Linked DNA regions of Mus musculus: regions 2 and 3 are each linked to region 1. Evidence: chromatin loops called from intact Hi-C (ENCODE). Cell type or tissue: heart. All regions are shown on one strand. Each heading gives the region's core, and the rest is flanking DNA. Links, peaks and the distances in the headings are about the cores only.

Region 1 (11,059 bases), core at 2,004-10,003:
GGCTCAGCCGTAAGTTGAAGATTAATGGTCTCGACGGTGTCGCTGACAGGAGCCCAAATGGCAGTGGGAGACCTGGCTGCACACTGCGGATCTTGCCAACCCATCTCCCTGTCGCTTGCAGAATGAACTGACATCACCCTTGGAGTCTCAGATTCACTCTGTAGGGGGGAGGGCTGGCAGAGTCCCGAAATGACATGCCACAGGAAACTGGGTCACTTTTTTTCTTTTTAATTAATTTTGTATAGTGTTGGTCTTTGTCAACACCTGCTTTCTCTGTAATTTGATTGTGATGGTGAGCAAGGAAATATATGCCTACACATACACACATACATAGTCTGGGTTTTCACACATTGGGCTGGTCTTCCTGAGTGGGAGAAGGAAAAAGATCATCTTGGAAACTCTTGACATTGCCACACCAAGGAACACTGGTAGAACCAGGGCACCAGCTGAGCAAGCAAATTGGTTCAGCTCTGGGTTGCCTTAGAGAAAGTTCTTCCCTGGGAGTTATAAGTAACTGACCCACATGGAGTGAAAGAGAGAGAGAGAGAGAGAGAGAGAGAGAGAGAGAGAGAGAGAGAGAGAGAGAGAGAGAGAGAAAGAAGAAGAAGAAGAAGAAGAAGAAGAAGAAGAAGAAGAAGAAGAAGAAGAAGAAGAAGACGACAACGACCTAGGCGTTATACACTTGAAAGTGGTATTTTAAATGAGGTAAGCCTTTCTGGAATTTGTGAAATGTCTGTCCTACGCACTGGCGTTCTAAACCATGAAACAAGGCAAAAGAGACTGATGGTCATTCTGTTACAAAACAGGGTCAGCCTGAGGAAGTTCAGAAGCGAGAACAGCCAGGGGAAAGTATGATGTCTGGAGTCTCTGCGCACTCATACCATAGAACTAGCCCAGCTGACTAACCTTAGGTCGCATTGCTGGTGCTATTTGACTTGAAAGAATAAATAATAGGGATAGCACCAATGAGGTGATGGGGTAAGCCCTGTGACTTTGCACTCAACTGCCTGTGAAATTCATTGCCTAATACTGCCAGCGCTGTCACTGCAACCGCCAGAGAACCACCCCCTGCGTTGCTATCTGTCCCCCTAACCCTGCAACGTGTCCTCTGATGACTTCAGTGAGATTCAGTGTCCACACAGGTTAAATAGGAGGAAGGAAGCCGGCTCTCAATTGGTCAGCATCGAATGGCAGGGCATTTGGAAAGTTTGTTAATATGGAGCCTGCATCGAACTTGCAGAAGTCCGAATTTATTTCCATCACGTTGCAGAGCTGGGGAAATAAGGCAGAGTGACCACAGGGGCCATCCTTATAAAATCACCACCCAGGCCCTCCTGGTCTGTTGCCTCCTCCCGCTCAGGACTGCTGATGTGAGTTCATGGCAAAAGGCCCAGTGACAACAGCCCCTCCTCCCCCGGCGTGCTCTGGCAGGCTAGGCTTTGGCAAAAGGCCCACCCTCCCCATAAACCCACCTCTATTGTTTCATCAGAGGAGTTTTGATCCCCCGCTAAATAAAAAGCAGCACCCAAGTCTAACTTTCCTCTGCACCAGAACTGGCTCCTCCTACTGGGAACTCAGTCACACCAGCCGGGGCCCGGGGAGGTTGGCAGGATGACTCAGCAGTAAAAAGCGGTGGGGGCGGGGGAACCTCACTACTCAGAGCCCGCCCACCCTCCAGCCAGCTGTAGCCAGAAAAGGAAGCTGCGTGAGGCAAACCAGGTCCCCGGTGCACAGTGTCCTTTGTCTGCAAAGCCTTCTGACTGGAGCTGCCTGTGGTGACACTGCAGCTGGTAGGGTAGGCTAGGCTGAACTAGGACGGTTAGAAGGCTCCTCCCCACACCCCAGAATCCAGCATGGTCCCACATTCTGTAGCCCTGGCAGCATACCACAGACCCAGTATCAAGTTCTCTGTACATGTTAATGCACCGTACCTCAGACGGTAATTGTCTATTAGTCACCTTTCCAGTTCTGTGACAAACTATATGACAAAAATCAGCTTAAAGAAGATTTTGTGGGGGTTCAGAGTTTAAACTAAAATCTGTCATTGTGGGGAAGAAATGGAGCCAGGGTCACAAAGCAGCAGTCGTAATGAAGTCAAGAAGCAGACAGCTAATGTGGGTACTTAAGGTTTTCTCCTTTTTCTCGGAGCAGGACTTCAGAGGATGGCATGGTGCGACTCACATTCAGGGTAGGTCTTTCTTCCTCAGATAAATCTCTGGACTCATCCTTCGAGGTACACACATACACACACACACACACACGCACGCACGCACGCACGCACGCACGCACGCGCGCGCGCCATCTGGGGGTGATTCTAAATCCAGACAAGTTGACAAAGGCGATTGGCCAAAGCTTTGTCATTCTGAAGATGGAAGGTACTCATGTATACAGAAGGCAAATACCTTGTCCATAGGGAGCTATTCATTGTGGGGTAGAGGGAGCCTTAACCCAGGCCTAAGCAGGTAGACACAGCAGCAGGTTTTTCCCACCAGCTATAGGTCTATAGGTCTATAGCATCAGCTATAGCAAGATGTACTTGGTAACAATGATTGTTGCTCAGCAACCATTTCTTTGTTTTTGTTTCCCTTTGGCACTGGGGCCTCTCACAGTCCTCTCTTGCTATCTTCTGCCCATGCTGGCCACCCTTCTCCACTTTCTTTTCCAAGCCTATCATAGTGCTATATGGTATGCTTGCTCTTCTGCAGCAGTGACCCAATGCCAAATGACATAACCCACCATAAGACACTTCTGCTGCCATCACAGAATGGCAGTTTGAAATGATATTTTCTCAAGGACATAATTTACCAACATCACTTGGATACAAGGGAGTTGAATAACAACAACAATAATAATGTTTCTGTGTCTTAACTATATAAATCACCTCATTTCATCTTTCTTCCATACTTGTCCATCCCCTGAATTCTTAGTAGCATTGGTGATAGCATGATCTTTAGCTTTCAGTAAAGAGTTGGGCATTTGGGACAGCTCTGCTCTTAAAACCAATTTACCTTACCCTATATTGCCATTTGAGTAGTAAGATAAGGACTGAAACAGAGGCTCAGGATAATAGAATAGTATCAAGGGGAAAGTGTTCAACTGAATGAATTGCTGACTTCCTTTGTTTTTGATATAGGACAAGTCAAATCCCTGATTCATCATCTGGGGAGTCCCCTGGAATTGAAGCCCAAACATAAAGTCACTCATGTTTTCTACTTTTCCTTCATGTTTTTCTTCACACCTCTCCCTTCCTTTGGGTTAGTAAACTGTGTGGATTGGCTGGAGTTCTTCTGAGTCCCATGGGTAACTCTTGGCAGCAACAAACAACTCTGTATAATTTAAAGACTTGCCATCTCTGTCCTTTTCAACATAACTAATATCTTCAATTGTCATCCGCAAAATGATCTAAATATATTCATTTTTACTCCTTACTTAATTTGAATGATTCCATTCTTCCAAACTTATTGAGTATACGAGACAGAAAATAGCCAGTTCCTGAGTATTGCTCCCTGAGCTATCCATTTGATAAGTCTTACCTCCCTGAGTTCAGCTGCACAGCTGTCAGAAGAGCCAACTCCTGCCGAAGAGAAATTAAATGATCTTTCCAAAATCACCAAGCTAAGAGTGGCGGGATTGATAGACCCTGGAATCAACCTGCAGGTAGAATCCTCTGCATCTTTCTACTTAGTATCCCATAAGCCCCACACATTCATCCAGGTCAAACTCCAACTCACCTCCATGCCTCTCTCTGTGAACACCAGTACCACCTGCTGGCCTGCTGAGCCAGCTTCTCTTCTTGCCTGCGTCCCAGGTCTTCTATCTCTTTCATTCTATTCTGAGTCAGGTTGTTGTTTCTTCCACACCCTTTCCTTTCTTCTCAGTCCACTGCAACATCTATTCCAAGGCATCATAATGTCCTGCTGAACTACAGCAATTATCTCTCAACTGGTTCCCCTGCCTCAGCCCTTCATTTTATGCTTAGCACTTGATTACTCTTCCAAGAGCTTGACTACGAGCATCACCTTCTCTATGCTGAGTCTCCAAGAGCACCTCATTTGATAAAGTCTATCTCTTCTCCCGCCCTGCAGTGTCAATGCTGTCCTCATGACTTCTCCGTTAGATTAATAATGCCCTGACCAATTGGTAGAGAAGTCAGTTTTCTTATCTTTCTACAGATTCTTTGTTCTACACCTTTTCCCTCAGAGATCCCTCTGAGTGAATGGTCATTATTTCCCACATCTCCCTCAAGCTCAGGGATGGCCTACCCTTTCTTCAAGAGGATAATAAGCTCGCTCCCTGGAGCCTGCCCCACAGACCTGTCCAGATTATTAGCACTTTCTGAGCCCTGTAAGACTGTCTAGACCACAATCTGGGGCTATGCCAAGAACGCCTTAGTCATTATTCCTATGAAGATATCTGTCTCTGCCACCAGCTTAGTACATTCTGAGGGGCTTACACTGCCTCCAAACAGGCATCATGATCATGTACACCTCAGTGTCGTTACCACAAAATAGAACAGATGACGGCCTCTTCTTCCTTCCTGTATGAATCTTTTTCTTTCTCGGAACCTGTTGATTCAAGGTCTAGGCTAGGTTTAAAGTGACTGACTATCAGAACATCAAGGTTGGAATTCTTAAGTTTCTAGAAACTTTCTCAGCAGCATTCCAGGGCAAAGGAAAGGGGGCAAAGACCTCGAAGGCAAAGATGCTTTACCTTCTAGGTCCTGTTATCTTATTCAGAAACATCTCTCTTGAGTCTATTCTACAAGTTTGGGCTTCTGGTCACACTTTTGTTTCTGTACATTGTTATTCATGACTTTAAAACACATGAAAATTACTGGAGCTGATTGATTCCATTGTGTCCTGGAGCTTTTCCACATTTTAATCTGTTGCAAGCGATGAAGGGTAATAATGATTCACTCGTATTAAGTGTTTTTGCCTTGTGCTTGGCACTGTGCTAGCTACAGGTACTAATGACACACAATTGGGATGTCCTGAATGAAACCTAAATGTGGGATGAGTTTATTTATAACCCAGACAACACTGTGCCCTGCATTCTCAAAGGACAATGGTTAGTATCTGGAACAATTTCCATTTCTGTACCCTTTGATAGAAAGAAGACAATGAAAGTGATTGTGGTCTTTTTCATAACTGTTTGGTGAAGGTGGCACAGCAAACTAGCTGACTTTCACCTCATCTGTAATCTTGAACAAGGATATCATCTGAGACACCCCTGATTGAGTAGCTGCTCTTATCACTGTGGCTATGCTGTCAGTTAGCTGGCTGAAAGGTGGGCTTTATGGAAACCTTACTAAAGCTAACCATCCTGGGCTTTAGCATCCTTGGCAACCCTACTTCTCTAACCAACAGACCATAGCATGACTCAGAACTTGGCATTGAATTGAGCCCAAAAAAGCCTTCTTTCAGGCAGCCCACATCCTAAGACACAAGACAAGTGTCTCTAGCCAGGAGATGTCCTATACACAACTGCACAAATTCTAACTTCATGGGTACTGAAAAATACCAGAGTATTTTAAAGTGTGTGTGTGTGTGTGTATGCGTACGTATGTGTCTGGTGTGTGCATGTATGTGAACTAGGTGACAATTTCCACAAGAGAAGGTATCTCAGAATCTCTCCAGACAATGGTTCTAAAATAAGCAAGATTAGTCATGGTCAAACCATTTGCTTTTGAACCTAAACCAGATACTAAATTGTGCTACAAAAATCTGTAAATTCCTGGTATTCAGGACTGCCAAGATGTCTGAGAGAAGATGGTCCAAGCCTCAACAGGGCTCATCACAATCACCCCTCGGCTGACAAAGGCGCTCTGTATGCTGGGCCCTGATTAGGAACAAGCTTAGGATTTAGCACAATCTGTTCTGTGAGGCCAATTTTCCAGGAGCTGTGACATAATTGCGCTCAGAAGTTGTGAGCTTGATTTCGAAACTCTTGATATTGTCATGGAAATGATCGTTGTATTTTATTGCAATCAATTTTTTCTTTAGACTAAAGCAGAGAAGTTGAGTAAGAGGGGGAAATTAGTCCTTTAATAAAGGAAGAAAACAGATACTTAATAGCGTGTTTCAAAAGTTGAATACAGTAAATTACAAAGCTGGAGAAAATAAGACATACCATTTTCCTGTTCCTTCTTATTCCCCCTGCTTCTAGCTCATCCTTTCAACGCCTCCTCTGCCCATTCACAAATGGCCCCTGCTTCCTGCCTTTTGTTGTTTTACCTCCCTGATGTGGGAGTGGTGTGATAATGAAATCTCTCAGGCCAGTCCCTGCAGATAGATAATACCTCTTTGTTGGCTGGTGTTTTACCTTTATTCTGAGGCTCTCCATGGCTTAAAATAAGGCTCTACCAAATGTGTATGGTAGATGTCATTCAACTTCTATTTTTTTATGGGTTAAAAACCTGAAAGAAATGACAGCCTAGTGGAAGGGCCGTGCATGGCTTTTGCTTTATTCATTTTCAAAGTCAAACTAGAGAGGTTGTTATTACATACATATACTTAAAAATACAAGAAAAGTGGGGGTTCTCTGATCGTTTCCCAAGAATGTACAATGATTGGAAGAAAGAAAAGAAAGGAGATGGGGAGGAAGAAAGGAAGGAAAGGATGAGAGACTGTAAAAAAATCAAAACAAACCAACCAACTAACCAACCAAACAAACAAACACAAATCTACCCTAAATGCATCCTGTGGTATAAATATGTCCTTTTTCCCTGCCAACCTCTGGAGTTTGCAAAGGACTTTAGACAAGTACACGTGGCCCCATCTTCTGGCAGACTTATGCAATAGCGGTACCTATCTGATGATCTTCAAGGGTGGTTTCTTCATTTTTCTTTTTCTTTTAAATGTACTGTTCAAGGTTTGTCTTTTCTTTGGATTTTCATCCTAAGAACTTTATTGCTCTCTAGATGCTTCCGTTTCTCAAAGGAGGAATAAGAGACACAAATTGGATGGGAATCCAGAAGCTTCATGTCCTCTTGTCAGCACATGTGTATCTGTGTAGGCAGCCCATGCATCTGCAGCTGCCTTCTTCATAAAGAAAGAAGTAAGCTCTCCCTCGTAGGTTAGGTGATTGGAAGAGATGCCATGGAACTGAATGGTCAATGAAGATGATTTATCAGCTGGTGTTGGACAGCCTCCTCTCCATGACCCCCCCCCCGCCCCCCCCCCCCCCACACACAAATGAGTGACTCAGCTCAAACTTGGCTGGAATGCCAGCATCCATTGGCCTAAGCTGTTGATCTTGGGGCAATTAATTGTTATCCAAACGGGAGGTCCAAAGAGTCAAGATTCAATGGGAGTTGCAATTTGGGCCAAGAATTCTGCAGGCCTTGTTGTGTTAGTGAGGATGGAGATCAGAGAAATGGCGATAAGAGAATGATGGTCTAATGTGTTCTTTTCTTGGAGGTAAAAAGTAAACAGAATTCTGAGAAGCAAATTGGTGGATTTCTTATTCTCAGGGGCTCACAAGGGGCTGTCTAACCTCTAGCTGCTGCAGTATGATGAGTCTAGACCTTGCAAGGTCATTTAAGAGGAGGTGGATCAGAATGGAGAGCTGAACAAAAAGTCCCATCTCTCTCCTTCATCAATTCCAGAAGAGTTTTCCCACATACCATGGAAACTGAGCAGTGTGTGTGTGTGTGTGTGTGTGTGTGTGTGTGTGTGTGTGTGTGTGAAAGCAGTCTCATTATAAAACTTGAAACAGGATGGCAGAACAGGATATTAACTACCCACACAACCTATAAAACCAAAGGCATGGATCTCTTTGTTCTGAAGCCACATAAGCATCTCAATTTCATTTAAAAGTGCAGAGTAAGGAAAAGGAAAAGCTTATGTGTGGCACCCTGCAGAAACCATGACCATGCCTTAGATCACATGGAGCTAGTTCGAATCTCTACTATCTCAGTCATCCAGCTTGTTCATAATTTGGAATGTTGGTGAGGATCAACCATAATGTAACTGTGGTATTAGTGATGATACCTAGGGTAAAACCTAATGTGTCTTGTGACTTTACAATATGCCAGGTTAAGTATGAAGCCTTGTATACGAATTGTATTTAATTCCCAAATGAAGTTGTGAATCAGATTTACATATTGTCTGTGTTTTAGAGATAAGAGAGAAATGGGCAAAGACAAGGACACACTACAGTCCTGGAGTAACTTTGTCAGATGACCATTTTTACAAAGCACTTGTTATGCTAGGCTGTATTTGAGGAAGCAGAGACAAAAGCAGTGAACAGAATACATACAGAGTCCTGCAGCTGTAGAGCCTACACCAGGCAGATGACAAACAAATAAGTCATGACAGAGACCGAGTTGTGTTCTAACAAAATGCCAGCATGAAAGTCATAGCCCATGGTGTGAGTGCACCTGGAGACGGAACTTCTGAAAGTTAGTTATGAAAGCTTCTGCCACATTGCCTAAAAGAAAGAACTAGGGAGCGTAATTGCTTATGTGGGCTCCTGTTTTCAGATGGTTCAGATCTTGGTGGCCTATCGTTTGGGTAGAACAACATGGCCATAGGAACATGTTCATTGTATAATTTTCATACTAGCATCAGACAAAGAGGGATTCAGGGAAGAACCATGGTAAGATATAGTTCCTAAAGAAATGTTCCCTTGGGGGCTGGAGAGATGGCTCAGTGGTTAAGAGCACTGACTGCTCTTCCAGAGGTTCTGAGTTCAATTCCCAGCAACCATAGGGTGTCTCAAGAAATCCCCCTGTAACCAGGTCCTCCAATTACTTCCCACCAATTACTTTACACCATTTCCCAATAATACCATCTTATTGCTAATCTCTTAATATTGGATTGGAGTCCCCATGACCTAGTCATGCTTGGAAAATTCCTCACAGATACACCCAGAGGTGAGCTTTACTAGTCTCCTAAGCATTTCTCACTCCAATCAGGCTGACATTTAAGATTAATTATCACAGCTTAAATGAGGTCATAGGCATGGCCTTAATCCCCAGCTGATAAGGGATGGTGACCTTACAGGAGGAGAAATTCCTTTGAGACACAGTCAAAGGGAAGGTCAAATGAGCCACAAGATGGTGGCAGTGCACATGCCAGGACAACAGTATTTCTCAGTATTCCAGAACTAGGTGATCATGATCTGAAACTTCTGACATCCAAAAACACAAGGGATGAGTTTCTATTGTTTATGTCACTCAGTCTGCGGAATTTTGTTACAACCAGAGCTGAGCCATACACAGTGAATGTCCTCTACTGACAAGTGCTATAGATACTGCTTTAATGTTGCAGTGCTAGGGATGGCCATCTCTCTATACATGGGTGACATATCTCTTTTAGGGAAGAAATAGAAAACAGGTAGGTACTTGAAGAAGAGAGCATTGCAGGGATATTATACATCTCTAAACAACAGGAAGAGAGCTGGCATGACTAGAATAGAATGGATGATGGTGAAGTAGCAAAAGATAAAATGAGCCTATGCTGGAGCCACGCCTATTAAGTGGTCCTACCAGGGAGGACTATATTTGAATACTTTCATTTAGCTTGTTCAATCCTACCTATACCTTTATAGGTATTGACTTTATTTAATCTCTCATTTAAAGAGTTTCGCTCACATACAGTATAGTGTTGAGTTTGGCTTTTAAATCAACTTGAAATATTACTCTTTTAATAAGTATAAAAAATCTATTCATACAATTGACATGGGTGATGTTCTTGAGGTCAATTTTGTCTTATTGTTTTACATTGTGTATATACTATACATAATTAAAATGCATTTGTATTATATTGATCATAGTTTCATCTCAGTGAGCAATGTCTTTTTCTGAAAAATTGGGGAAATGTTTATAGCATAGTAGTTCTGCTAGCATTAATTATTTTACTATTTCTCTAATTTTCTGTTTTCTTACTGAACTTTTCTTTATGGCATATTTGAAAGACATTTCTATATTGACTCTGGAGAGACCTGGTTTATTATGCTTTGTGAGGGGCAGGGGTGTCTCATGAAATAAAGCACTTGCAACACAAGGGTGAGGGCTGGATTCCGATCCCCAACATTCACAGGATTGCTTGGCAGGCATCTTGGCCTGCCTGTAATCTCAGCTCACTGGAGGAAGTTGCATGAGATCCCTGGAGCAGACTTGCTAGCTAGACTAGCTGAATCTGTGAGGTCTGGGTTCAAGGAAGAGACCTTCCCTCAGGGGGTGTGGGGGGGTACAGTAAAGAGTAATCAACAAAATGTGTTCTCTGATATGCAGCTGGAGGTGGTTTGATCAAATTTCCTGTCTTGGTGGCTGTCTTGTCCTTGACTCTTTGGCTTTTAGAACAAGCTGTTCTTGGGGGCTACTTTTGTCTGTGTCCATTGACAATTCTGGCTGTGGGCTTCTCTGTTACCCAGTTAGGGGCATGTGAGACAACAGGAAAGCCTACTGTGCCATCTGTTGGGCCATGAGTTTCTGATCTGCATCATCTTCTTGCCTCTATTCTTTGGAGTCTAATAACTGTTCTCTACATGATGTTCACACTTCCGGCTTAATGTAGGTAACAACATAGAAAAGTCTATCTCCTTTATCCTTCCTGAAGTAGAAGCTTCTCCCAGAATTTTCTTCTCTCCCTTAAGAATATATATAGATGTAGCACACATATATTACTTTAAGGGTCACATTGCTAATGTTTTCCCAGGGATGCCTTTGTCATCACAAGCTCATTCTCTGACATCGAATGTCACTCTATTTCTGCCCTGCTTTCTATGTTGTTCTTATGATGTGTGGTGATAATTTAATTGCTCATCCCAAGCTAGTCTACCTTTTTCCTGGAGGACCCGAAGACAGATTCTTTTGCTCTGAACTCTGTTTATTTCACTAGTCCATATCTCCATGTCACCAATGCCAAGTCAAGTATTCTTAGTTCCTTCCAGACCCCATCACACTTAAATTCAACCTTATTTTTTACTTCTGGAGCTTTTGAATATTGGAGTTGTTATCAGTTGTTAACTTGACATAATCTATATAGCACAAAACATGGCGTCCCTATGAGGGATTATCCTGATTGTGTTAATTTGGGTAGAAAGAGCCACTCAC
Region 2 (11,059 bases), core at 1,620-9,619, 61 kb before region 1:
TGGACTCTTTGGGAGATATTACCAAAATATTAGCTAGAGACACCTGAGATTGCCCCCTGGCCTACAAACATACATAAACACATCTACGTGAACATGTAACACAGAAAGAGAGGGAGAAAGGAAGAGTGAGAGAAGCTTAAGAACAACCAACAAAAAAACTTTCTAAAAGAATTCTATGATACTAGAAAGATGACTTAGCAGTTAAAAACTCTTCCAGAGGACCAGAGTTCAGTTCTCAGTACCCATGTCAGGTGGGTCAAAACTTTAACTCCAGGGGATAAACTGTAACCCTCTTCCAAGAAGAAGGCTTTCCAGTATCAGTGGGAGAGAGAAGATGGTTGCTAGGTGACGGTCATGGGTAAAGATGGCAGGCTAATGTGTCACTAGGCAATACAATTTCTATTCCAGTTAGGTGACTACTTTAAGGTTCTAGCACCTTAGCATTGTTACATGGTTTACTTCCTCATAGCAAAGGAGCAAACTTACTTTGTTCCTTATTTTCGAATTTAAGATACGTGTGTGTGTGTGTGTGTGTGTGTGTGTGTGTGTGTGTTGTGAACTTTTAGAGAGTACACATTTCACAGTGCACTTCTGCTTATGTGGGTTCTTGAGGTCAAACAGAGATTGTCAGGATTATGTGGTCACCTGAGCTAGCTCACCAGCCCCTCAGCTATTATTGACTTTCTAAAATAAGCATGTTTTCCTTTCGGATGTACCAGGCATGAACACACTCAACAACAAACAAACGATGCTCATCGTGTGAATAGCCTAATGTGTTTCTACCCACTCACTTACCCACTCATTTTATAGCTCACTAATGAAGTATATTTTAAGGAAATTGGAAAAACAAATGCTTGCTCCAGTAAGACGAGAGAGGGACACTACCACAAGAATTGCAAACCCAGGTCTCAGATTTCCCATGGCAACTGAATTCCAGATCTTCAAGACTTCCTTCTTTTTTATAATTGTGTGACATCACTCAACATCAGTTCACACTGTGTTTCAAAACTCTTGTCAGGAAATGGAAGATTCTTAAAAGAATCCAGCCACCTTTCTATGTCCGTGTTTATGATGCTAGCAGGTAGTGTAGTCACAATAGGCAAAAGGAAGATAGATATCTGTGTCTGTCAATGGATGCTCACCAAACCACTTGGGATACAGCCATGCAAGGAATATTACTCCTCACAAAAAGACACTTTGACATTTTCTACAACATGGATGAACTTTGGGGAAATTACACTAAGAAAAATACTTTGCTCAAGAGCAAAAATATTAAGTAGCACAAGGTGCCATGAGTAGTAAACTTTGCAGAGACAGAACGGAGTGGAGTTTTCCAGAGGCTGGGAGAGTTAATTTTAGTTCAGACTTTGGGATAGATGAAAACTGGTGATGGATGGGGCAAGAGTCACATAAAACTGTGGATGTGTATAATGATGTGGTATTCACAGTACCATAGAACTTAAACATAGTTAGAGGGAAGGCTTGAGAGATGATTGAACTATTCAAAGCCCTTGCTGCTCTTCCAGAGGACTGGAGGTAGGTTCCCATTACCCACATCAGGCAGCTCACAACTGTGTCACTACAGCTCCAGGGGATCCAACACCCGCTCCTGGCCACCAGCCCCACCCCACCCCTGCTCCCTCTACTCCATGCATATGCATATTCATACAGAGACAGATACATAAGCATAAACTAAATCTTAAAATAAAGAGAATCTATTTTATACTTAGTTCAGTACTATTTTCTTAAAATAGTATCTGGAAACCCTTTAGGATCTTTATAATAGTAGGGGTTCTCTAGAGTCACAGAACTTATAGAATATCTCTAATATATTAAAAGAATTTATTATAATGACTTACCTGTAGTCCAACTAACCCAACAATGGGAAGCTGTGAATGGGAAGTCCAAGAATCTAGCAGCTGTTCAGTCCCACCAGGCTAGTTGTTTCATCTGGTCTTCTGTATAAGCTGGAATCTTGAAGACGTAGGTTTCAACAGATGTGCTGGCAAGTAAGTACAAGCAGGAGAAGAAGAAACCCTTCTTCCATTGTCCTCATGTAGGCCTCCAGAAGAAGGTGTGGCCCAGGTTCAATGTATGTGTATCACCAAGCCTGGATCTGGAGCTTGCTTTGTCCCAGGTTGGCCTTGAAGTCAGAGATCTGCTTGCCTCAGTCTCCTGGGATTAAAGGCGTGCACTACCTTGTCTGGACCTAAGCTTTTCATGGCCTCAGTGCCTCAAGATCTCCATGTCAAGATCCGGGGCAGAAGCCTGTGTCTTCCAGTCTCAAGATCTGGACCACAGGTGTGCCTTGATTTCTGGATTGTAACTCATTCCAGATGTATTCATGTTGACAACCAGGAATAACCATCATGGTCTTCTTGTGTGCAAAAAACCATCCTTGCCTTCTTCTGAGGCAACCTCTCACTTTCCCACCTACCTACATTTTTACTGTATACATGTAAATCCCAAAATAGTAATGTTTTTTACATTTTTAATTTAAACAATGCAAGATGGTATTTACTCGTGTACCTGCTTTTGCACTTTTTTTTTTTTTTTTTTTTTTTTTTTTTTTTTTTTTTGTACTCAGGATCCCCATAGTCAAAATAGGCTAGAACCCAGAAGGACAAATGTTAAACCCTAAAGCTTTATGTCCACCCATGAGAGCATCATGGGCACAGTGTAGCAGGAGATGTGTGCTCAAGGCTTGGGGCAGTACTTCCTCCTGTTGTTCTGCTGATCATATTCTTTCAGTCTGACTTCACACACTCTGTGCAGTTTAATCCTGGTACCACAGCATGTTTCTGGTACCTCTACCATCCTAGAATCATCACCGTGTTTTTTCCTACAGAACCATGCACTAGAACAATACAGAACCCTAGAAGGGTTCTAACCCTGATGCCCTCTGTCTGTCCTCCCAAGCTTTCCTCTGAAATTTTGATGTAAGCTGCCATGAAAGAGTAACTTATCTTTTACCTACCTGTAAAACTAGCATCATCTAGATATCTTTGTCTACCCCAGGGCCTGTTCCCACTACAGCTGTGGTTGTGGAGGGCTTTGCTAATAAATCGTGGAGGAATGAGTCCTGAGATGATTATGGGCATATTAGGCATTCTGAGGCTCTTTCCTGAAACAATTCTTCATAGGTAAGCTCCAGACCCAAATATATCCATGTATGTGTCTATGATAAAAGGGGAAGCTGCAGAGACTTCTGAGATATTCTACTGGCCCCTTCCCTTTGTCCTCTTGCTAAGCATTTGACCTTCAATCCACACTGCTCTTGCCTTTTAGACCCTAGCGTTCTTATTCACTCCCGTGGTCTCGGGGGTAAAAGTCTTCCAAACCAATCCATGTTCCTTCTTGTACAAACAATCACTACAAAGGTGAGTTAAAGCATCTAGTGATACCCATGCCACAGCCTAAATGATCTGTGGTTTTCAAAAGATTTAGTCCAAATAAATTAATCTAATTTAAATAAAATTTTAAAAATCTTTATTTCAGCTATCCACAGAGTCATGGAAACAATGTATTCAGGTTTCTTGCTATGGTGTTACTAGGGTGGACCCTCAACTAACTGTCAATAAAATCTTCACCTCTGAGACTTCAACATGCTATTTACTGTCCACTTTACCAGAATCTGATCTTCCCATCCCCCAACCAGAATCATCTGTGCACTCTACATACAACATTCTCTTTTTACAAGCATGTTCCTCTAAACTACCCTACATCCCTTCCATTAACCAATCCCAAAGCTGCTTCTGCATCCCCGGGGAACAGCCTCAGCACCAATGTGCTTCCCTCATCAGCCTTGCACTGCAGCAAAAGTACTTTTCAGGAAGCTAACGTCATAGAAGGAATGGGTCTATGGGGGCTCATGGTTTTGAAGCTTGAAAGACAAAAATCAGATGACCACACTGACTTGTAGGAGCTTATGTAGAAGTAGACAGTTACGTCTCAAACTGGAGCAGAGAGACTGGGAGAGACTGGGCTCCCAGAATCTCAAGATACACAATCCATGACCTAATGCCCTCCAAAAGCAGTGGTTCTCAGCCTTCCTAATCCCGCAGCCCTCGTGTTGTGGTGACCCCCAACCATAAAATGATTTTGTTGCTACTTTATCACTAAGTTTGCTGCTGTTATGAGTTGTAATGTATCTGATACACAGATTATCTGATATGGGACCCCCAGAGGGCTAAGGACCCACAGATTGAGAACTTCTGACCTAAAGCTTCTACCCTCTCCCAGTATGGCACCCTTTAGACCTAGACTTTCCGTCACAATGGTGTAGTGAGAAACAACCACATCCAAACCATAATAAGGCACATGGGGTCTCAATACTTTCTTCTCAATGATTGCTTAAATCTGCTTTAAAATAAAAGTCAGCTGCCCTTAACAATGCTTCTGTTCTTAGCTTGCATTTGCTTGTTTCCAGTTTATAACTTCCTTTTCCTTACTCCCTTCTATGGATACAGCATATCCCCCTTTTGTTTGTAGATGCTAATACATGGCACTTAAAATTCTCTTCGGACTACGTGTTCTGTGCGCATCTATTTATTTGTAGTGACTGCACATGTCATCGTTTGTAGACAGTCCTTTCTGGTGATTGTTTTGGTTGCATTGTCTATAGTTTTGGCTCTCACAGTCATCTAAGTGGAAATGTCCCATGATTTCTCAGTCCTAAGATGTTCAATCTTCTAAGGCTGGGGTCTGTCCAGTTGCTTCTCACTGTGGTATTTAATTTGCCAGTCCAGACCAGGTTTTTTTTTTTTTTTTTAGACCAGGTTTTATTTAGGTACCTGCGCCTCTTATCGGAGCCAGAAGTTAGTTGGCTTCAGTCCCAGTTTTAGACGCCGCTTGATACAAGCTGTAGCCTCAGGCAGAATGATATAAATAAACTTCAGTGACCTTGCAAGGAGGAACCCAAGGGAATCTACACATAGCAGAAGCATCTTAGACACTGTGACATTAAGTGTCCTTCCAACTTGCCATCGCGTGATGGACAATCCTGTGCGGGTCTTTACCTGTTTAGTGCTGAGCATACTGCCACTATCCATGAACTACTTCCTCTCTTTGCTCCCTTACCCTCCACAGACCACTCAACCTCCATCTAAGGAATACAGGATATGGGGGCCTTTAAAGCAACCTTCAAACAAGGACTGGGGGCAATGGTTAACCACGCATTACTTTTACCTCCAGGTTTAAAATGCTCAAGCAAACTCCACTTTATTCTCCCAAAGCCTAGATTTGTATTCCTGCTTCTGATCATCTCTTCCAGATAATAGATGAGAGCTCACAGTAAGGGCATAAGAGTGCTCTTAGTGGTCTCTGTTTTGGGCCGGCTCTTGTTTAAAACATGGCCTGGCATCAGTGGAACCAAGCAAATGGCAGCAAGGAGAAGTGCTATACAACCCATGGTCATCTCTTTGGTCATAAAGAATAGAAGAATATTGAGAAAGGTACCTAGATCATCGCCACAGAGTCTGTGACCTCCTCGCTGAGGATTAGTTTGTATGACATACTCTTCTGAGAAAGAAACAAACACTTGCACGGGTCCTCTTCATATTCTTCTGTGACCTATTGAGTCTGGTAGAAAAAAAGGTGGTAAGTCTAGTCATTCAAGTTCCATGCAACAGCAACATGAAGTTATTTGATGTTAGCACGGGCAATAGTCACAATCAAGGCTATAGACAGCTACCACTTTAGTGGGGGTACTGGTGAGAGCATTGAAGCACTGTGGGAAATTGCATAAGAGGCTTTAATGAGCCTTCTGATTCGGAGTCACAAAGTCAGTTTCTCCTAGTACAGTCACAACCCTTGCCTTCATGAGGTCACATGAAAGTCAGCACTGAGTATACAAGAAATGTGTCTGCTAACCAAAGGTAGGTAGCATCACTAACGGAGATTTCTCAACCAAAAGGAATCTCTACCACACAAGGACAGAGATATGTGAGCTTCCAAACAGCTGTTTTGTGGTTCATGCTCCCAAAAATACAGGTTAACATAAAAGCAATGCAGAAACCCATTAGTCTCTGGTTTGGTTTATAGATAGTAAAGCTAAAACAGAGCCTATGTTCAGGATTTGGCACATAGTTTGCTAAGGTAGCAGTAGCTCACTCTGGACACCGGAGCCTCTTAGAGAAACCAGGCTTAGAAGAAACAAGGAATAGCTAGGGAGGAGAAATAGAGGCAGGGTTGCTCTTGCCTGGGCTACTCAGTGTACACTAGGATGTGTCATTGAGACAAAAGGACACTGGAAAGAAAAAGAAAAGGGAAGCATTCCTGACAGTAGGTAGTGATAGACAGACAGACTCCTGAGTATGCAGAGAGCTGTGAGAAAACAATCCCTATCAAATGCCCTGAAACCTTTCAACAACTCCACAGGCAGCTGCTGTTGGTAGTCCTATCCCACAGATTGTACAAAGAAGTCTCAAACCGGTCAGGTAACATTCCCAAGGCTGAAAAACTGCTTAATGTCAAATTTGGGCCAAAGAAATTTGTCTGTCAGACTTTCGGTCCTCATGCTCTGAACTAAAAGGCATCTGTGGATTCAGATGTTCCTCAGAGCACACAGGTCTCTCAAAAATCAAAATCCCAAAATGAAAATCAAAACAAATTAAGAATCATAAATAATACACAAATCACCAAAAAGACACAACAGAAAGTGTACAAATAAAACATGGGAGTTCAGTTCCTGTTGGCCAATTCCTCCTGGGCTTGTAGCCTGTCTAGGAATGGGGCTGATGTACACAGTGTTGAACTTCCCTTTACCAGCAGGTATCAACTGCAAATGGCTTCCTTTGTCTAATTTATTTTGTGTGTCGGGGAGGGGGGGGGTTTGTCTGCTTTAAGCTTGTGCTGGTTTTGTGCATGCTGTCCTAGCCTCTGAGTTTGCATGTGTGTCATCTCTGTTGTGTCTGGACATCATCCACCATCTCTGACTCTTAGAAGCTATTGAACCCCTCTTCTGCATAAATCTCTGAGCACCGAATGGCAGAGCTGATTAAGGCAGCCGGTTGCAGCTGAATGCTCCAAAGTTTCTCACTCTCTGCACCTTGTTGAGTTGTGGGTGTCTATGATAGCTACCAGATACTTCAAGAAGGGCTTTTCTGATGAGAGCTGAGCAATTTGTTGATCACTAGGTATAGTAATATCTCTTTAAGATTCATTTTACTGCCTATATTTTTTTAGCAAAATAAAGCAAGTTTTTCCTTAGGCCCCTGACCTATCTACTCTAAGGTTTTTGGTCAATTTAGCCATGTCAAGTATGGGTTTGATGTTACAGAATAGACCCTGAGTCTATTTATCACAGTGGCTGGTTATTCCTATACCCTTCGGTCATAATATCAGTATATCTTGCAGGTAAGTCACTGTTGTCAATCACAAGATTGGTATAGATGACTACTTTTCTCTGTGGGCAGTATACATAGTACTTTCCAGCACCATGAATGCTAGCCAGTAAGGGAGAAGCTTCCAATTTGGCACAAGCTCAATTTCGTCATGTTTGGTTACATAAGTACGTGCTGCCTTGTCCAATAGGACCATACTGTCAGACTGTGGAAGGTAACAAATAGCCTTCACAATAGCCTGCGATGTCTTGGGAGTGTCCACGGCCCTTTCTAGCCATGATTCCATAAGATGTGACCAATTCTTGGCACTGGGGTTTTACTTGGTGGCATGATATCTAGTTGGGGTACTGCCTTCCCCAACACATGATGACTCCATTTAAAGTTCATTCACATAATAGGAATCTTCTGCAGTTAGTGGGTTTCCATGTTGCTTTTCAAATAGCTTTTAATGCCGTGGTTCTCAACCTCTCTAATGCTGCAGACTTTTAATACAGATGATGGTGGTGTGGTGATCCCAACCATAAAATTATTTCATTACTACTTCAAAACTACAATTTTGCTACTGAGTCATGATATATGCAGGATGTCTGATATATGACCCCAAGGGTGTTGCAGCTCATGGGTTAAGAACTTTTGTTACCTGTCTCTCTTCACATTGTCTCCTTTACCATTGTCCTCCATGAAAATTCTCATTTTTCTTCTTCCCTCAGCCTCCTTCCCATCATCCCTTTGGGCCTCTTACTGATTCTCTTGTCCCAATTGCCCACCCCTACCCCCCTTTGCCATCATGTTGCATATAATCCATTACTTTCTCTTTCATTTTCTTCTTATCATTCCCCCTTTTCTAACACACCCGCACATGCAGATAGATACACAGCATGCCCTGCCCCCCACCCCACCCCCATGCATATGTACAGGAATTCTTCTGTCTGGAACCCTCAGCCTGCCAGTCACAACCTCACTCTCTAGTGCTTTGAGGCTCTTTCTTTCCGTTTGGGGGATCCTGTAGCAGAGGCTTTGAGAGGTGCAGAAACTCCTCTGGCTCCTGTTTTGTCAGTGGGTGATTTGTGCCCAGCTGTGCATACGTTGAGACTGCCAGTCACATCCTGCTGCATACTTACCAAGTTCCCAGGAGGTTAGTTGACAAGGCAGTGGCACAAATGGAGCCTTCTCATTCTGCTCACTTTCCTGGCCCTGTGGAGACTCAGCTTCTGGTTCCTACAGAACACTTCTGCCTCCTCCATTTCTGTTTCCTTTAAAAAAACCCACCAGGTCACCCGGGTCTGCTTCCCTGCATGTGTGCCTATGCATCCCTCACTATCCATACTTTACTTATGTGTGCCACCTGCAAGGGTCTCTGTAAGCTGTATCCCATTTTTTTGTGATTTTCTGCTACTCATTCCTACAAATGCTCTTTGCTTTTAAGAGCCCAGGAACTGCCTTGATGAATTTCTTTGATGGAGGCATGGTGTTCCTATTTGTTCATTAAATTTGTTTTTTTTTTATTTTTTTTTTATTTTTTATTTTTTGCAGTGGTGCTGATGGTTGCTAATTTTTTTAAAAATTTTTTTAATTAGGTATTTTCCTCATTTACATTTCCAATGCTATCCAAAAAGTCCCAAATACACTCCCCCGCCCCACTCCTCTACCCACCCACTCCCACTTCTTGGCCCTGGCGTTCCCCTGTACTGGGGCATATAAAGTTTGCAAGTCCAATGGGCCTCTCTTTCCAGTGATGGCCGACTAGGCCATCTTTTGATACATATGCAGCTAGAGTCAAGAGCTCTGGGGTACTGGTTAGTTCATAATGTTGTTCCACCTATAGGGTTGCAGACCCCTTTAGCTCCTTGGGTACTTTCTCTAGCTCCTACATTGGGGGCCCTGTGATCCATCCAATAGCTGACTGTGAGCATCCACTTCTGTGTTTGCTAGGCCCCAGCATTGTCTCACAAGAGACAGCTATATCTGGGTCCTTTCAGCAAAATCTTGTTAGTGGGTGCAATTTTATATGATGAAATGGACAGATCTCTCCTAGATTGGCTCTGGCTAAATACACCCCATACTTTGTTTTGTCTGGATTACTGTTGTATATTCTCCTGGGGGTGAGGTAGACTGGCACCCCCCAAAAACAACAACAACAGCAATAACAATAACAACAACAAAAAGAAAGGTAGGTTCTATGGTTTAGTAAGTTTAGGCTGCATTTTAGAATCTTCCAATCGACAAACAGCCTGCTTTTATATGCAACTTTTAAGTTGCATTGAAGTGAGGTTGCCAGGTTGTTATTGATCTTAGTATTATTTTTAATATGTATTACTGTAAAAAAAATTAGGGGCCGACTATGAGATGCTATTAATGTGGCTAAGGTTTTAGTGTACACTTTGGTAAGAATTCTAATTTTAAAAAAGTATGAAAGTGTGATCACTTAACTAAAGGCTGACATGGTACTGTAAACCTGTTTAAAAGACAAATAAACCTTATTACTTATGCATAGGAAGTTGTTTTATATGTAGCCTGACACCATCTAATCAGTTCTGGTATTTATCAACAGCGTTAATGCAGACCTTCAAGTTAAAGGGCACAGCCTCACTTAAGACCATAATTCTCAGTTAGGCACCAGCTAAAAGTGAGTTATCTCAACCACTTGCACTTCAGGTAAATTGATTAAAATTTACCTGCAACTTTTCTAGTCCAATCATTTCTAGAATGTGTTCTAGAATTCAGAAAAATGCAATATTTATTACAGGGGTCGGTGGTGTTATGATTCATCTCTGGAAAAACCAAAGAAGCTCTCAAAGTGATTTCTAGGAAAGTCGTCGGTACCTTTACCCCAAGGAGTCAGGATGTGACCTTTTCCTGAGCCTTGACATATTTGTTAGTTGGAAAACTGCAACAAGCCTCAAGCTTCAATGTCCAGCATTTTCATCAGGGGTTCATTGAGTATATATGATTGAGTAAGTCATTAAAAAACTTACCTTACGCTCCAGCCACTCCCAGGGTTCAGACTGGCTTAGAATCTCAGTCTTCTAATCATGTGGCTGAGGTCTCTTTGGTGATCAGGCCTCATTCTGGAGCTGTCAAGGAGGTGACTTTGAGTTCGCTCATTGCTATGTGGCTCAAGGGACATGCAGAAAACTACATGAGGTCTGTGCCTTGGAATACAGACAAAATTAGGCGGATTCTCTGGTATCCAGCAGCATTGCTTCGGTTAACATCACTTAGGACCCACAAACAGATTTATGGCTCAGGTTCTGATCGCTATGCAGCTGTTGATACTGATACCTTATAGGAGAAAAAAGACATCTGCAATCTCCTCATTGGGCTAATAGTTAATTTTAGCTCCTGCCTAAGGGCAGGGTGACTTCTACTCAAGCTTTAACTGATGGGGAAGAGGCAATAATATAAATTTCTTTAGTTGGAAATTCCTTGGTGCTGGGGAGACAGTTTCAGTTAGTGAAGGGCTTGCTATGAGAGCAAAAGAACCTGACTCCAGATCCCCAGAACCCACAGAAAAGGCCAAGCACAGTTGTATAATCCCATAGCCTCAGCACTGGGCATGTGCAGACAGATGCCAGGAGCTCACTGGCCAGCCAGACTAGCAGAATAACTGAGATCCAGGCTCAGAGAGAGGCCCTATCTCAAAGAGCCCCAGGAAGTCCATCATTGAACGTTGGCATATGTGCACACACACTTAAATAATTAAGTAATGTTGGGAG
Region 3 (11,059 bases), core at 1,767-9,766, 310 kb before region 1:
GGTTTCTTTTGGGTAGTTCCTGAATCTCAGAAGCTTAAGGCCAAGGTTATCAGCATGACTCTTGTCTTATATCTCTTCTGGCTACCCCCTTTCATTAAAAGAAGAGTGGAAGTTGGTTTTCTCTTGTCTTTGTATGAGAGTTCCAGTTCTATTGACGAGGGCTCTGTCTCCAAAATCAAATCACCTCCCAAAGAGCTCACTTCCAAATCACCGCACTGGGAGTTAGGATTTCAACATACACAGTTTGTGGAAATATAAACATTCAGGTCACGGCACTATTAAACCTGAGGCTAAAGGTGTATAGCTGACTTGAGATCAGAATGGCAGAGCAGGTGAGGCTCAATGATTTTAAACAATGCTCTTTGATGTGGGTTCATAATAGAATAATATAGACAGGGTTTGTAGTTTGTAATAAACAAATAAATAAAAATCCCAACTCAGAACAGCTGAATGAGGAGGTTTGTAGATGATCCACACTTCAGCAGTTGTAGTCTCTTCAGATGATTCTAGAACCTTCTTCATTTAAGATCCACTAATGTGTCCTGCTGAATATTCTTCATAGGTGAAGAAACTAATGTCGGAAAGAGGATGTTATCCTCATCTAGACGTCATGATTGCCACTACTTTAAAAAAAAAAACACCATCCCCCTAGCCTCAGAGATCAGTAAATGATGGTCAAAAATAAGACAAGAGTAAACATGGAAACCAGGAGAGCCAGGAGAAAATGCATCTCACCAACTCGATTGCAGTGAGGTTGGTTGAATTACATTTTCTTTATCTGTCCGTTTTTTAAAATTACCATTTGAACTTGCCCTCATAATTTGCTTCCAAATAAGAACTATGCCTTATTCATCATGGAATCCCTGCTCCTGATATGATGACTGGTTTGGACTATGGGTTGAACCCTATAGAAGATGCATATGAAAGGAATAATGCCACTGTGGATGGCTGTCACCAGGAGATAAAAAGAAACAAGAACAGAATCTTATATTAAATCTTCAAAGGAAGCCTAACTTTGCCAATACCTTGATTTCAGATACCTAATTTTCAGAAAGTATATCTCTGTTTTCTTTGTCACCTAGGTTTTGGAGTGTGTGTGTGTGTGTGTGTGTGTGTGTGTGTGTGTGTGTGTATGTGTTAGAAATCAGCCCTAGAAAATATCTATTCGTAGAATCTTGATAACATTTTTTTAATTTGATCTCAAACAAATCATACTGGCAAATTGCTGAAATTTACAGGTAGCCTCTTCATTTGCTGAGTGATAACGATGAATCTGTTGAACAAATTCTGTAAATTCCTTAAGTTTGTTTTTCTACTTACAAAACAAGGGGGAAAGAGGCATCTATGAGAAAGATTTCCATGAGCTAATACATCTAGTAGGCTTACCATAGTACTTGTCCCATAGTAACCCTCAGCTAGTGGTTACAGATGTGCTCTCTCCAGAATTATACAGTCTCTACCTGGTGATCCTTCTCTGTGTTTGGTGGGATAGAGAATAGGTAACATCTAGAACAGTTCTTTCCGGTAAACAGAAACTGTGATTTCACCTTTTAAAGGGACATGCTTTTAGCCTACTCTAAAGTAGAGTTTCTATATAATCCATGCTTTGTGTACCTCATCTGTATCCCCATGTAACCCACAGTGCCACCTGCATGTATTTAGTACACACTTCAATAGGTGATACCTCTTGGCTTCAGTGTATTTTGGGGCTAAGGAATATGCTCACTGCTCCTGGGACAAACTGCACAGGTTAGAGGCTAACTAGGGAGAGCCAGCAGGGGCACAGAAGCAACCCTCTTAGACCCTGCAGGTAGAGACCTGCCGTAAGCTTTAGCAATCTATAGAACAAATCTGCAGAGGCAAATATTCAACATCTCCCTACTTGCCCCAAACAGAGACCTTCTAGGTCATGAGTCATCAAATGATGACCAAAATGCAGCCAGACACATGATTTTATAAAGTTTTGCTGAAGCAGTCACACTCACTAATTTGCATGTTTCTCATTACTATATTTATGCTATAAAGTCGGAGATGGGTAACTAATTACAAAAGCCACGGGGCCTACAGGTCCAAAATATTTACTAGATGGCCCTTTGTCAAAGACCCCCCCACACCCCATATCTCATATCACTATTGATTTCCCTTCTCTGACTCACTTCCCTATTTCATTACTCCACTCCTTACCCCAGCCCACCACTGACTAGGTAAGATACCAGCAACCATTCTGTCCTCTTAACTCTTAGAGGAACCTCAACTAAGATCTTGCTAGTATCTTCCTGAATTCAATAGCCAACACAATGCCCAGCAGAAACGGGCTTTCAAATATTTCTTTTACAAGTTCACACACAGAAACTTGAAAGTGGATGCTTAGTCACCAAAATACAAGACCTTGTTAAACACAGAGACATCTCTAAAAAGAATGCCAAGAACTGGTAAATGAATGGATAGAGCTTCGAAGCATTATTGGAGCCCTTCTCTGCCCAGTTACACCCCTGGCTTAGGAAATCCCAGTATCACAACATTATGAATTCAGTTTCCCTGCAGGCATGCTCTGTGATGGGACATAGACTCTAAGACTAGGTATGCAGTCCCAACACCTGAATCTGATGCTTAAGACAGATGCTTCAGTAAACTCCTAATCAAAGCCAAAGTGATGATCAGAGACAGGAGGAATTCGGTAGGCCTGGAACTTGTCCTGCATCTACTTCCCTGTGTCTGGAACTGGCATCTCCCTTTAGTCCCTCAGCAGTTCTGCAAAATAGGGAAAAACAGCTTGAATTTATTGCCTCAGGATACATGGGAAGATGGGTCCTGCAGACCAGGTATAATCTTTCTCTAAGTGTACACTTTCCATTTGGTTAAATATAAAAATGTCAGTGTGCACTGCATTCGGACTAGCTGTGTGTCTAAGAGACAATGTCTCATTAAAGTCATGCTACAGTTTTTACACGAGAAGGCAGCTCATTTCTAAGGCTATAACAAAGCCATGACACAGTCCCACAAGGCAGCTTGTGGTCCTTATGCTGAGTCATTGATTTAGGAGAAACGTTGGTGTTTGGTGCATCCTTGTCCCAGAAATATCCATCACTTTGTCTTCATAAAACCTCTGTAAGACAAGCCATTCTTCCTTTGCATGGGTGATTAATGCAGGGAACCTGACAAGCCTTTCTAATGTATGCAATTAGCAATAAACATGGTCAAGAGTCAAATTCAGAGATCTGAAGAGCACTCTTCCAGAGGCAGAGGAGGTTCGATTCCCAACACTCACATGACAGCTGGCAGCCCTCTGTAACTTTAGTCCCAGGGAATCTGACACCCTCTTCTGGCTTTTAAGAGAAAAATACTATCCCACATAAAGTCAAATTAAATAAATTTCAAAAAAAATTAAGATTAAAACTCAGAAAATTCACTGAACATGGTGACTGGCACAAGCTTTAATCTCAGCACTTGAGAGGCAGAGGCAGGCAGATCTCTGAGTTTGCGGTCACCCAGGTCTACAGAGTGAGTTCCAGGTCATCCAGGGCTACAAAGAGAAACCTTTTCTCAAAATCAATCAAACAAAAACAACAGCAGCAGCAAACAGCAAACTCTGTCAGTTTGCTGACAAAGGCAGGCCTTCCTAACTCAGACTGACCGCTTTCTAACCTAAATTTCAAACCAGGTCTCCAGACTCCAGACTGTGTTTAATCTTCTCTCAGAGAGGATGCTAGCCAGGAAGAGCAGCCTAGTACCTTCCATGATCCCAGTGAGGATGAAAATTTGCAACTCAGAGTATGGAGAAAGATGAGGAAGGGATCAGAGGATCCAGGAATAGCCTTCCAAAAACACTGGGCAAATGGCAAAGGGCAAAGGGCCTGCATCCTGTGTGATAGCCATATGAAGGAATGCCCCAGTATGGTCCCATCCTGGCACAGAAGCATGCATGATTAGAACTATGGCTTCTAGAAGATTAGAACCATGCCTTCTGCATTTCACTATTTTGCTTACCAAGCTCAGTAACTGTCTACAGAGTCAATGAATAAAGAGCTTTGCTACTCCAGGTCTTTTTTTTTTTTTAAGGGTATTAGGAAAGTGAAAGGAGGGTGAGAAAACAAAACCCATGGGAGCTTGAGTGTGTCCAAAGTGCATTCAGGAGATTAATGAAATAGAAAAAAAGTGTGAAAGAGCTAAGACATAAATCTTGACTGGCAGAGAAAATACAAAGAGCAGAGCGGTCTGCAATATTTGAAGGGGGAACATAAGAACGGGAAGAATCATTTCTTGCCAGTTTTTAACATGGTTGGTGCAGAGACACGAGATCTGGATAGGCAATCTGGGACGGGGACTTTGGAGTTCCTAGACTCCAGACTCGGCTTTCAGTGATCTGGAATTAACTCCCTGCCTCTTCCACACTAACTCCACAAGTGCAAAGAGCCCTGATCATCCTAGGCAGGCTATCTGGCCAGTGAAGCTCACTATCTTGTAAGGAAGAGAGAGTCAAAAATAGCCAGGCAGCACAGTGGTGCATTTCACAATGGGAGGTGCAGCAGGACTTCGGTGGTTGACATGGCTTAGGAAACAGGAAGTCTCCCCTGGACAGGGGATGGTCAACTGAAATAGGAGAATGAGGAAATACCTGCCATTTCAGACAAGGAGAGCAGGCTCCAGGAAGAGGGAAAACTATGAGAGAGCGGAAGGCAGTCAGAACATGAGCGGGTATCCAGAAAACTAGGAGGGGATTGGTATATAAGAGCATCTGACAATTCAGAGACACTCAGTCCAGAGCCAGCAAGAACTGTCACATATTGGTAGGCCATCTTCAGAGCAGCGGGGAGCTTCCAGCACTTCAGCAGGATCAGACTTGTCTAATACTATGTCTCAGAGAGTAGATTTAGTAGTAAAAAAAAAAAAAAAAAAAAAAGGAAGCCATCATAGCCTCTGAAAAGAATGCATAAAGCTGTCCTAGGGGACTGGCACATGAGCTGAGTGTGTCCCAGCTCTGCCACAGCCTCACCACGCTGCTGCTCAATGACTCATGGTTTATTCTTAGTGTGTCTGTGTAGAAATGACAAGACGTTCCTGCCAAGCAAAATGCTAACTGGACAATGTGTTGTCAGAGAAGCACTTGGGACCACATTCAGGAAATTTCTTAGACAATCACAAGCAACTCTGTCTTATTTTTCTTTTTCCAAAGTTCTCCAGAGAGGATGACTTTGGGCCTTTCTGATCAATCTGAATGAATGGCATAGTCAAGGACTCATGGTATCTGCAAATGAAGTTTTTCTTTTAATACCAAACCAAGCATTATAAAGGTTCTACCAGCCAACCAAATTTTCTGTTTTCCATCTCTCCTTGAACATAAACTACTCCATGTCTCTTATTGACCATAGCCTTCCCCTTCATTCTCTAGCACCACCAAGTACAGCCAATGCATTTCCTTGGCTACATGGTACTAGCATTCATCCATGAGGCACCCTGACCCAACTAAGCCTGACTATAGATGGAACTCTCTTGCATGACCCTCTCATGTCCCAGCCAACCTAGGACTTCATGGCCTAGAAAAGTTGTGCAATTTGGTGTTGGCCTTCAGTGGGCCAGGGATGGGCACCAGATGAACACTGCGTGCCTGCTCTCTGGACAGACACTCACCCAAGTTCTCTACCCAATGTTCTATAGCCTGTGGCTTGATCTGTTGACATCATTTGCCAAGTAAGTGCATGGCCACAAGTCTAACTGGTAAGTCAAGCCACCATGATCAAAGCTTACATAACCCTGGCGAGGATCCCTGCTCTGTGTCCTATTTCCTCATCTGTTGTGTGGTGTTAATAATGGTATCTGCTTTGTGAGTTGTTTGTAGGGGTCAAATGAAACAGTTTGAGAAGCAGTTAATGAATATTTACTACCGCTACTGTGGTAATGATGGTGATAGGGATAGGGGCTACAAAGTTGGAAGGATTCTTTTACTACTTTGCAATAAAACTTAATGAGTGGTAAAGTGAGCCCAGACTTTGCCATGTTTCTCTAATGTATCTACTTGTGACCTCTACTTTCTAAAGCTGGGGTAGTAAAGGCAAATCTCTACAAGACTGTGGTTTGTGGCAAGTCTTTTCTACCCTGTGGGGAGCCTGGGATAGTAGAGCAGAAAGAGTGAATCTGGTCTCCCCTCTTGATGTTAAGGTAAGGACACCCTGGGGAAGCAGTTCCCAGCATGAGGTCGTAGAGCTAAGGCTGGAAGAGTTAGGTCTACACTGCAGGAGTCTTGATAATTGGTTCTGTCTGTACTGTGTAATGAGGCTACAATAAAGGGACACACACACACACATGCAAAAAAAAAAAATCAGCCTTTTCTGAGGATTGGAGCTTTCAATTCATGATGCCACATCACTTTTAGAGAACTAGAGGGAGTGGTGACATTATCCTTACTTTACAAGTGTGAATATATCATTTCCTGATGCAAAGAATGAGTATTCCAGGCTAGAGAATGGAGGTTTCATTTATTTCATGTATTTTAAGATGTAGGGACACTGAAACCTGATCAAGCTTTGTTGTGTCGTAACCTATTGCAGGCACTGCATGGCAAGGTAATGTCAGAGTCTTATATTATAACAAAGCTATCCCTATAATAACACGAGTCCATGTCACTCAGAACATAACACTTGAGCCAGTCACTTCCAAGTGCCCTCTCTTCTTAAATAGCATTAAAAGATATTAGTGAGGTTTTAGTTCTCAATGTATGAAATTTTCAGAACAAGGGATACCCATGCAGGAATCTTCCAGTGGTGGGTGTGTGTGGGAAGGTTGTGGGGAGGGTGTCTATATCTGTTTGTCTGTGTGTGTGTGTGTGTGTGTGTGTGTGTGTGTGTGTGTGTGTGTGTGTGTGTGAGAGAGAGAGAGAGAGAGAGAGAGAGAGAGAGAGAGAGAGAAGGTGAGAGAGAATCTTTCGTTTATAGAGTGAGTCCTGTATTTCAACCATAGAGGTCTAAGATTAAAATCCAGCTCCCTTCCCCTGCCAAGAACTCCAGGGTTTTGTTTTTTGTTTTTTGTTTTTTTGTTGTTGTTGTTGTTTTTTTTTGTTTTTTGTTTTTTGTTTTTTGTTTTTCCCTTCACCCACATTCATCTCTGGTGTTCCTGGGTCTTTGGCTATGTTCCAGTACCCTGTGGTGTGACCAGATGACTCGCCTGGTCTTTCTGGGCCCTTCCCTGAGCTTTTGAAACTAGCTGAGAGGACTTCAATCCTGGCAGGCAACAGACTGCTAAGACCAGTTGGTGCAACACAGTAGATTAAGAGAAGAAAGCTTGATTTTTTTTTATCTTGCCCTCTGGCCAGGACATTGAGATCAGCAAAATAACTGCCAGGCAGGTCACCGCATCACTGCCATTCCAGCTAGCAACATCTAAGAGTCCAGTTCCCATTCTAAATCCAAAGGGTGGCAGCAAATCTGATAGGAAAGCAGGAGCCCAGCAGGTCACTTCGATTTCGGAGTTGGCACACACATGCGGCCAGCACTATCCTCTTTGCTTTTGGTTCCCTTTCTGTCCATCTTTTATCAAGCTGTGGTCTCTGAAATGAGCGGCTGCCCAGGGTCTCAAACACTGGCTTCTGCAAAAGACAGGAAAAGATGAGTCTCCTCGCTGTCAGTGGAGACCACAGTGCAGTTGGCATGATGAAATTCTTCAGAGCTACCCATCAACCCTGCTGCTGACAGCTACCTATGGGCCAGTCTTTGCATTTTTATTGCAAGGTACACCTCTTCTTCGGGCAGCAGGAGCACACCCCTTGGTCCTGGGTACCAGGATCTTTTTCTTTGGTGTCACGGCCATTACCACTGCAACTGAGGCACTTGGGTCTGGAAAATAGTGAAACCTCTATGATTTCATTCCATCAAATGCTTTGAGCATCTCTCCTGTGTCCTTTCTTTAGTACCCTGGGGCCTGGGGAGAAGAGATGTCTGTATGAGTATGTATCTGCAGAAGGAAAAGGAAGACAAGTGAGAGCTGGCAGAAAGATAGCCTCATTCATACTTGTCAACAGAGAAATACAAAGGGCAAGCCAAGTTATAACCTGCTACTAGGACCCAAGAGCCTAGTGATGGAGTGATGGAAGCAAATCTAGGCCAGTTTATAAATACTTTTATTGGTGCCAGGCATGATGCACACACTTCTAGTCCCCACATTTCAGGAGGCAAAGGCAAGAGTGGTCATATATTGTGGGCTATATACTGAAACCTTAAAACATCAAAAACAAAAGTTTGTTTGGAACACATCAAATACAATGATACCATTTGGGTTGTGCATTTTATCTAATAGAACTATGAAAGCATATGCCACCACAGCATACAGTGTTTACTCTCACTCTAGTGGCAGAGAAATGTTTTGAATGGCCCAGTTCCTACATTGGAGGTCCTTTTCGTTGCTTTACATATTTCCTCCCATTTATTCATCTCAGCATGAATAGTAACAACCCCATGAGTATTGATTCTGGTTTTCATTTAAAAATTTGTAGAAACAATGTCACTACTTTTCTGTCACATAGAAGTGTCTAGATGTGACCCAAAGACACTTCACTTGTTGTATTCCCAAAACGCTGGGAGTTGGGTCTAACCCTTGAGTGTAGGCTTCATTGAGTTGGAGGCTAAGGGAGAGACAGTAGTAGGAAGGCATGGCCCAGATGAAGGCAGAGGGCAGGAGTGAATGCATCCATGCTCTTGGCTGTCTAGAAATGTCAAACTTTGAGAGACAGAGGAACAAGTTTATTGATGGGAGCAAAAAACCAAAGCAATGACTATCCACTTGCAGATCACATAACAACAAAGACCTCTCTGCTAGTAAACCCTGAGGCTTTGCTGAGTCTAGGTGTTTCAGGGCTTGACAAGCAAGTCTCATGACCTGGGCCCAGTGTTTTCTGAGGGCTGATGGTCACAGTCTCCAGGAGCAGTGACTAAAACCAATAGTTCCTTCACACTGGAGTGAAGTCAAACCAGCCACAGAGCTGATGTTTGTTTTAACAACACATTCACATGTGACCATAGTTTCTGTTTAACCAGGTGCAGAGAAAGGACACAGCACTGGAAACCAGCCCACCTGACATCCTGTTTATCACTGGTTCCACGTGTGACCTTGGATAAGTCACTTAAATGTTTTAACTCCTATCTCTGGCTGTGTGGGGCTTTGGACAAATCAGTACAAACTTCTTAATTTACATAAGAAAAATCAGCACAGAAATCATTAAGAACCCCAAAGACCACAAATAACCTTAATTTTTAGTTAGAAATAATCCTGTATAGTTAAGAATCAGGAGAGCATTGTTTGAATGTGTGAAAACTTAAGTATCTGTAGGTGGAATCGATCTTAATGTTTACCAGGTTTTCACTTAATGCTAGAGCGTAGTTGTGAAGAAAGCAGGCATCACAACAGTACAGAATGGCAAATATCAGAGCAGGAAATAGCTTAGAGCTTTCCAACCTTGTCATTCCTGGGCTAACCAACTTGGGTCTATAGCCTGATCTTGCAATTAAGTGTTCATGCACCTTAGCCGATGACAGCTTTCTTTTCTTTTCTTCTCTTTTCTTTTCTTTTCTTTTCTTTTCTTTTCTTTTCTTTTCTTTTCCTTTCCTTTCTTTTCTTTTCTTTTCTTTTCTTTCCTTTTTTCCAATTTTCTATTAGATATTTTCTTCATTTACATTTCAAATGCTATCCCAAAAGTTCCTTATACCCTCCCCATGCCCTACTCCCCTACCCACCCACTCCCACTTCTTGGCTCTGGTGTTCCCCTGTACTGGGGCATACAAAGTTTGCAAGACCAAGGGGCCTCTCTTCCCAATGCTGGATGACTAGGCCATCTTCTGCTAACCATGCAGCTAGAGACAGGAGCTCTAGGGGTACTGGTTAGTTCATATTGTTGTTCCACCTCTAGGGTTGCAGACCCCTTCAGCTCCTTGGGTACTTTCTCTAGCTCCTCCATTGGGGGCCTTGTGTTCCATCCAATAGATGAATGTGAGACTCCACTTCTGTATTTGCCAGGTACTGGCATAGCCTCACAAGAGACAGCTATATCAGGGTTCTTTCCACAAAATCTTGCTGGCGAATGCAATAGTGTCTGCATTTGGTGGTTGATTATGGGATGGATACAGAAAATATCTGAGAGACCAGGGTACAGCATTCTGCACGCATTCTCCATATTAGTGCTCCTTATGTACTCTCCACATTTCTGTCTCTGGACTCTTTGTCTCTCTTGGTCTTTTGAGGGTCACTGCAGCTCCTTACACAATGAAGTACTACTCAGCTATTAAAAACAATGAATTAATGAAATTCTTAGGCAAATGGATGTATCTGGAAGATATCATCCTGAGTGAGGTAACCCAATCACAAAAGAACTCACTTGATATGCACTCACTGATAAGTGGATATTAGCCCAGAAACTTAGAATACCCAAGATACAATTTGCAATACACAAGAAAATCAAGAAGAAGGAAGACCAACACGTGGATACTTTACTCCTCCTTAGAATAAGAAACAAAATACCCAAAGTATTGGAGCTGAGATGAAAGGATGGACCATCCAGAGTCTTCCCCACCCAGGGATCCATCCAATGACAGCTTTTCTGTGTCTGATGCCCTCATCTGTAAAACCATCCGGTGAGGCTAGAGGGGAGAGCACCGATAAATACTATTCTTACGATATTAAGTCTATAGGCACCAGTGAACCTTCTTCTCATTCATGTGTACATGAGGATAATAATAGAACTATCTCCAGGTGTTCTTAGGATGACAACATGGATTAATATACTCAAAGTGCTTAACGTAATTCTTGAACTATAGCGATCGTCCCGTGGGATTGCCTAATTGTACTTTACTTTGCTCACTCCCATACGGAATGCCTTGATGCTCACTCTGCGAATCCATGTCGGTTGCATAAATATGAAGGTGACTAATGTATGATTCTCACACTTAGAATGTTTAGCCTCTAAGGGGAGCATCAGATAAGGGAAACACAACACACAACACCATTAAATGGTGTGAGAGGAAGGAGCTGCAGTGACCCTCAAAAGACCAAGAGAGACAAAGAGTCCAGAGACAGAAAT

What was found. A loop is a pair of places that touch in the nucleus more often than their neighbours do. Peaks named below come from ENCODE experiments on the same cell type or tissue, not always from the same donor. Only the 100,000 strongest peaks of a DNase experiment are listed, where the experiment ranks them.
Region 2: it touches region 1 in a loop (2.3-fold over the local background); 9 of 42 quality-filtered maps call a loop at or near these places.
Region 3: it touches region 1 in a loop (4-fold over the local background); 2 of 42 quality-filtered maps call a loop at or near these places.

The regions. Positions count from the first base shown.
Region 1 is chr5:43,353,726-43,364,784 of GRCm38, forward strand. It overlaps Gm43699 (a long non-coding RNA gene), which reads left to right and starts at 604. Exons shown (of 2, transcript XR_003955908.1): 1 at 604-705. In heart, for the core only: CTCF peaks have their summits at 3,771 (motif pointing left) and 6,789 (motif pointing left); no DNase peak of the experiment used is centred there; H3K4me3 peaks cover 305 bases; H3K27ac peaks cover 961 bases.
Region 2 is chr5:43,292,799-43,303,857 of GRCm38, forward strand. No RefSeq gene overlaps it. Among named protein-coding and RNA genes, the nearest start is that of Gm43699, 56 kb to the right of the region's middle. In heart, for the core only: no CTCF peak of the experiment used is centred there; no DNase peak of the experiment used is centred there; H3K27ac peaks cover 1,237 bases.
Region 3 is chr5:43,043,884-43,054,942 of GRCm38, forward strand. No RefSeq gene overlaps it. Among named protein-coding and RNA genes, the nearest start is that of Gm43700, 11 kb to the left of the region's middle. In heart, for the core only: no CTCF peak of the experiment used is centred there; DNase peaks (open chromatin) are centred at 4,498 and 5,008; H3K27ac peaks cover 505 bases.